Linked DNA regions of Homo sapiens: region 1 is linked to region 2. A link is a contact called in ENCODE Hi-C or POLR2A ChIA-PET data. All regions are on one chromosome and are shown on one strand. The core of a region is the stretch at or near the end of the contact, and the rest is flanking DNA. Distances in the headings are between cores, read along the strand shown. Region 1 overlaps VWA8 (von Willebrand factor A domain containing 8). Region 2 overlaps VWA8 (von Willebrand factor A domain containing 8).

Region 1 (2,832 bases), core at 321-2,820, 160 kb after region 2:
ATAAAATAAAATTAGAAGTTCAGCCCAGGAGGCTCAACATACATCTAAATAATAAAAGGTACAAGAAAAAAGACCAGAGGAAACTGAGTAAGTGGGAGTGGAGAGATCTAAGATGATGTAGGAGCTACAAGAATAAAGAGCCACAAGCCCAGATTAGAGTTCATCAGAATATACCATGGGAGAAACATGAAACTGACAGAAGGGCCAGGAGTGGTGGCTCACACCTATATTGCCAGCACTTTGGGAGGCCAAGGCAGGAGGATCCCTTGAGGCCAGCAGTTTAAGACATGCCTCAGCAACACAGTGAGACTGCTCCAAAAAAAAATGGGAAAAACAAAACAAAACGGGTGTGGCGATGCGCAACTGTAGTCTCAGCTACTCGGGAGGCTAAGGCGGGAGGATGGTTTGAGCTCAGGAGTTCAAGGCTGCAGTGAGCCGAGATTGTGCCACTGCACTCCAGTCTGGTTGCTAGAACAAGACCCTATCTCAAAAAAAGATAAAAAAAGAAAAAAAGAAATTGATAGAAGATGGAATTGATAAATATCATGTGTGCCTGAATGTACTGAGGGGAGATTTAGACAGTAAGGGAAGTGTTTGGGATTAAAAATAAGGCAATATATACATAGAAACAGTCACTTTCTCCTCAATGCTCCCATACAGTATTATACAGACCTTTAGTCTAACATTTAAAATTACATTGTAATTACTTATTTACATATCTGTCTCTCTTCATATGTAAGTAATTATTAACTTGAGGAAAAAACAAGATATATGCAAGAAAGGAAAATGAGTGTTGTATAGTAAACTGCTTAAGTGGGTACAGCTCTTAGGTTATCATAATAATGTAAGCATTGAATAAAGTTCTAAACAAAATTATTATATAACTCTTTAGGAAGAATAAGGGATAGAAGTGTGCATGTGTAATGAGACAAGAGGTGGTGAAAGAGCTAAACATTAATTTTCCATGTAGAAATCAACAGATTATTCCTAACACTAAAAATAAATCAAATATCAATGAAAGTATACTGTTTAGTGACATAGAAGTAAATACCAAAAGAAAAACCTGAAGTTTGAAAGTAGTAGCCTCTGGGGAGTAAGATGTGGGAAATGGGAGACTGTCAACTGATCAATCTATGACAGGGGATGGTATTTTTCATAAAATACTTTGAAAAACTATCTGGCTCTAGTTTCGTGCATGTTTAACAGTGGTAAAATTTCAAATGAAAATTTTTAAAAAGTAAGTGAAGGAAAGAAAGCATTGCTATGATCTCTCTCCACTTTCTCCCAGTGACCTCTGGAAATAGAGCTAAGCCTAGTTTGTATTTATGAGAGTGACATAAATCCATAGTGATGAAGGTGGAAAACTTTGAGAAGAAAGTACTATTAACCACTCTGAGCCAAATTCCTGAAAGTATTTTCATTTGTAAAACTGCCTGTGACCATTAGAGAACTTGGGTACTTTTCATAGAAAAGGGTTGTCATTTCCTTGACATTTGGAGACAAGTAGAATGCTTCTGATGTCCTAAGAGAAACTGCCAGGCAGGCATGCTGTGAACTATTGCAAAATTGCTTTGATTCATCCTTCTGAAAATATAAACTGTTCCATGACCCGTGATTCACATGCAAATAATGTGCCAAAGCCGACTGCTATTAACCAAAGTTATGATATGCGAAGGATCTCTAACTTGCCTCCCTAAACACTCAACCAACCATTTACCAGTCTAAAAGAATTTGATAATGTATACCTCGGAAGTAAAAGCAGCTGTGTAATCAAGTGACTTTTTAGTGACTTGTAAAGAGACAGGAAGGAATTTAACATTTCCCCTCTTGGAAAAAATTCCAAGAAATTTTTTAACAAATTTCTTCTTAAAATATAAACAATAATAAATACACTTAATTATCTTTTACGGGATTTAAATGTTTTAAATAGGGCAGTAAACCCTTTGAGTGGTGATACAGCTTCAATTAAACAGAGAGATTAAGTGATGAGGAGTTCCTCTGTATGCCAATCTCTAATTCTGTTAAAATATCCATGGAAATGTAGCAAGATAGAAAATAACATATTTGTCAAACTTCATTCTATATAGTATGCAGCTGAAAGAAGTATTTTCCTTCAAACTTTTTGTTTTGAAATTTTTTTAACTCACAGAAAATGTCAAAAATAGACTACAAATATCCATATATCATTCACCTAGATATTGCTAACTGTTAAGATTTTACCACATTTGTGTTCTCACTCTGAGAAAGAGAGAGAAAATGTCTGTTTATACACACACACATACATGTCTTTTTTTCTGAAATATTTGGAAGTTGTAGACTTTTTTTTACTTTATCCCTTAAGTATCTCAACATGCATCTCATAAGAATAGGAATATTCTCCTTCATAACCACAATATCATTATCATACTTAAGGAAATTAGTAATTCAATAATATCATATAACATAGTCCATATTTAAACTTTTCTAATTTTTTTATAGCCGTTTTTATTTTGTTTCCTCCTCCAGGATTCAGTCAAGTCTCACCATTGCATTTGGTTGTTACATCTCCACAAGAAATGTTTAAATAAGCTACAATGGGTAATCCGATATCAGATGGCATACTCCAACAATACTGATGACCTCCTTGGAGGATGAGCCCAGTTAATTGTGGGCCCAGCTTTAGTTTTGTTGAGAGAATACAAAATATGAGATCAAAACTGAATTGACAGGGCAACAGAGGAAAGATTACCTTCTTAAAACCAATGTTCTTATAAAACATTTAAATGCTTATTTAAAAGTAAGGCTGAAAAGAAAAACCACAATGAGATACCACCTTACTCCTGCAAGAATGGC
Region 2 (2,885 bases), core at 231-2,730:
ACAATAGTATTTACTATTAGGCACCAATGACTGTAATGAGAACAAGAGCTTAATTCAAAAAGAGAAGAAACTAATGTTTAGAATAATAAATGAAACAGACCATAATTAATTGGCTTTCTAAATATTGTTATGAGTAGTAACCAACATTCAGTCTGTTGCTGTAATCAGTCCATGGCACTTACTTAATCACATGTTTATTTTAGAGTCACACATTTGTTTTAGCTTAATTAAATTAATATATTTATACCCCTTCAAAAAGATTTGAGTTTGAGGTTTTCAAAATGTTCCTACAAGCTTTTAAGGATCTAAGAGAATTATTATTCATTCATGAATATATCTATTTCTGTTTAAAGAAAATCACAAAAATAATCACATAAAATAGGAATTATTAATCAGGTATTGACGAAATAGTTTGTAGAAATTTCTTATTTTGCTAATCGGCTCTTTGCAGAACAACCTGGCTGGGAGGAACCTACTTTTCTTTTTGTTGGATAAGAAAGTAACGTGAACAGGAGAAGTTTTGTTCCAAAGATTAAAATAAATGAATAGCAAATAAATCCCTTTATTATATGCTTTAGTATATATGGGCATATAGCCTTCCTCATTCTTCAAATTAGTTCCAGACAGCAACTAGATTGATTAGATGATGACTGAGTCATTTCTGGAGTTATCAGGTTTCTTTTCACTTTGGTGGCCTGTTCCCATATTTTTCTCCAGTGCAGGGTTGGGTCTACTTATTGTTGACTACTAAATTTGCATTACTTGGAAATAAGGAAGTTGATAAAAAACGTTCTATTGGATGCATATTTTTGCTCACCTTCTCTAGTTTAGAGGTCCTGGCCTTGTAATAATCTGCTGTATTCTAGTTCCTAAATGTTTCTGTTTCCTAGGTAGCATGTAGAGATGCTGACACTGAAGATGGTAAAAGTGAGAACAGATGCAAAGGTGCTACTGGAAACTGGTTAGAGCTTAAGGTTAAAAAACTAAAAGCTGCTGATTGTATTCATATGGTGTGATGTCAGTAACCTGCACATTTAAGCACTGACAGAAAAAAAGGCACATTTTTACTTTTTCATCATTTAGATGGAGAATTTGTTTTTGTCTTTTTATTTTGTATCTAAAAATTCTTTTAGTTCTTTAAGCAACTATTTTTGAGTCACTGGCCCAGAAATTTTCATGACTGTGGCATCTGGAACTAAATTTATACTTGAATGTGCACCTCTAAGAGATAAGGTGAATTCAAATGGTACCTGCATATTTCTGTCATCTTGTCCAATCATGTTTCTCCATTCCATGAGTGATCGCTGCAGACGTTCAAGTCCAGTTTCCCAAAGCCTGATGTGACCTCCCATATCAACAGTAACAACACCGCTTTTGTCCCACTCAGCCAGCAGTGCATCTGTGTCTGAAATGGTCGACAGCCATGTGGTATACGGCGAGAGAGATTCTGATCTGGAAAAAGGAATCCAAGTGAAGCTAAGAGACCACAAAAATAAAGCAGGAGGGATGACACTGCACATTGTAATGTTCTTTACTGTTGAAAAAGTATGCTCACACTACTCATTATTTTATACCTGCTCTTACCTCTGTCACCACATAGGCAGGTTATGAGGATACGCTATGAGCAAAAGTTCTTAAACAAACATGCCCAGGGTTCGTAAGCAAACATGAGGCAGGACAATCATGAATATAAAAAAAAACCAGAAAGACTATTTTAAGAAAGATGTTTTTATAAGTGATCACAGTATATAACTAATTGGTAGGCCAGGAAACAAAGCTGGTTTAAACTGATTAGGTTCTCTAAACTTGCTATAAAGAATTTGCTATGGACTAAATGCTTGTATCCGCATCCCCCCGCCCGCCAAATTCATATGTTGAAGCCCTAACCCCCAATATGATAGTATTAGGAGGTGGGTACTTTTGGAGGTAGTTAGGCTTAGATGAAGTTGTGAGGGTAGAGCCTCTTTTATAGAATGGGATTAGGGCCCTTATGAGAAGAGACCAGAAAGCTTGCACTTGCATGTGGTCTCTGCCTGTTTCCCTTCCCCCCCATTCATGTTAGGATACAGCAAGAAGTTAGCCCTCTGTAAGACAGCCTTCACTAGGAACTGAATTGGCTGGCCCCTTTATTTTGGCTTTCCCAGCCTCCAGACTGAAAATAAATATTTGTCACTTAAGCTACCCACTCTATAGTATTCTGCTGTAACAGCCTGATCTAAGACAGAACTCTAATAATGAGCACATTAAAAGACAAGATATCAACAGAACCATCTGTAAGAAGCAAAAATACACTGTAATTTACTGGTTCTCTGCATTTTCCTGTATTTCCTGACAGTGGACGACACTAGCTTCCACTGTCAGGAAGAAAGGAACCCTATACCAGTTCATACCTCACACGCTAATGAGTGAGTACTGGACTCACTCCTTAGAGGCCTAATGTCAGTGCTGAAACCAATTTCTTGTTTATGCATTTCGACTGCATTTGTATGTGATATTTTGCCTTTTCTGACTTAGAAAGTTACGTGACTCTATAACAAGGAATGTATAGATTTCTTACATATTTCACACATATTTCATTATATATTTCTGACATCTGTATATGTGTGTATATATATATGTATGTATAGTAATTTCTAGGAAAGCAAATTTGTCTGTAAGAGTCAACTGCATATCTCCTTTATCTGAGTATAGCTCTTATTATACAAAAGTGATACAGATTATAAATTCCTATTGTCAGTGTTGGCTTGCAAAATGCATCTGATATTTTCTATATGAAATAAATAGTCTAAAGAGATGGTCTGATAAGAAAAACATAACAAGCTATCATTGTAGATTTTGGAAAAACACAAAACCATTATATATTAGGTAAATTCTTATAATATTCT

What was found. A loop is a pair of places that touch in the nucleus more often than their neighbours do. ChIA-PET counts read pairs that join two places held with the same protein, here RNA polymerase II (POLR2A). Pooled maps may share reads with other maps.
Region 1: a loop to region 2 is called in a map of PC-3, with 2.5 times the contacts of the local background. The contact joins two enhancer-like sites. A Hi-C loop is called at or near these places in 7 of 168 maps with a recorded cell type or tissue (CD14-positive monocyte, PC-3, aorta and 4 more) and 12 of 50 pooled maps. POLR2A ChIA-PET finds 5 or more read pairs at or near these places in 1 of 52 experiments (OCI-LY7).

Annotation. Positions count from the first base shown.
Region 1 is chr13:41,826,386-41,829,217 of GRCh38, forward strand. The region is part of intron 14 of VWA8 (von Willebrand factor A domain containing 8); the gene reads right to left. Among named protein-coding and RNA genes, the nearest start is that of VWA8, 130 kb to the right of the region's middle. Within about 2 kb of position 1,571, at least 7 of the 41 ENCODE cell types and tissues checked have a DNase peak (open chromatin) inside an H3K27ac peak, as active enhancers do; they include PC-3, where a contact is called at or near this core.
Region 2 is chr13:41,669,696-41,672,580 of GRCh38, forward strand. It overlaps VWA8 (von Willebrand factor A domain containing 8), which reads right to left. Exons shown (of 45, transcript NM_015058.2): 37 at 1,251-1,452. Among named protein-coding and RNA genes, the nearest start is that of MIR5006, 100 kb to the left of the region's middle. Within about 2 kb of position 1,481, at least 2 of the 41 ENCODE cell types and tissues checked have a DNase peak (open chromatin) inside an H3K27ac peak, as active enhancers do; they include PC-3, where a contact is called at or near this core.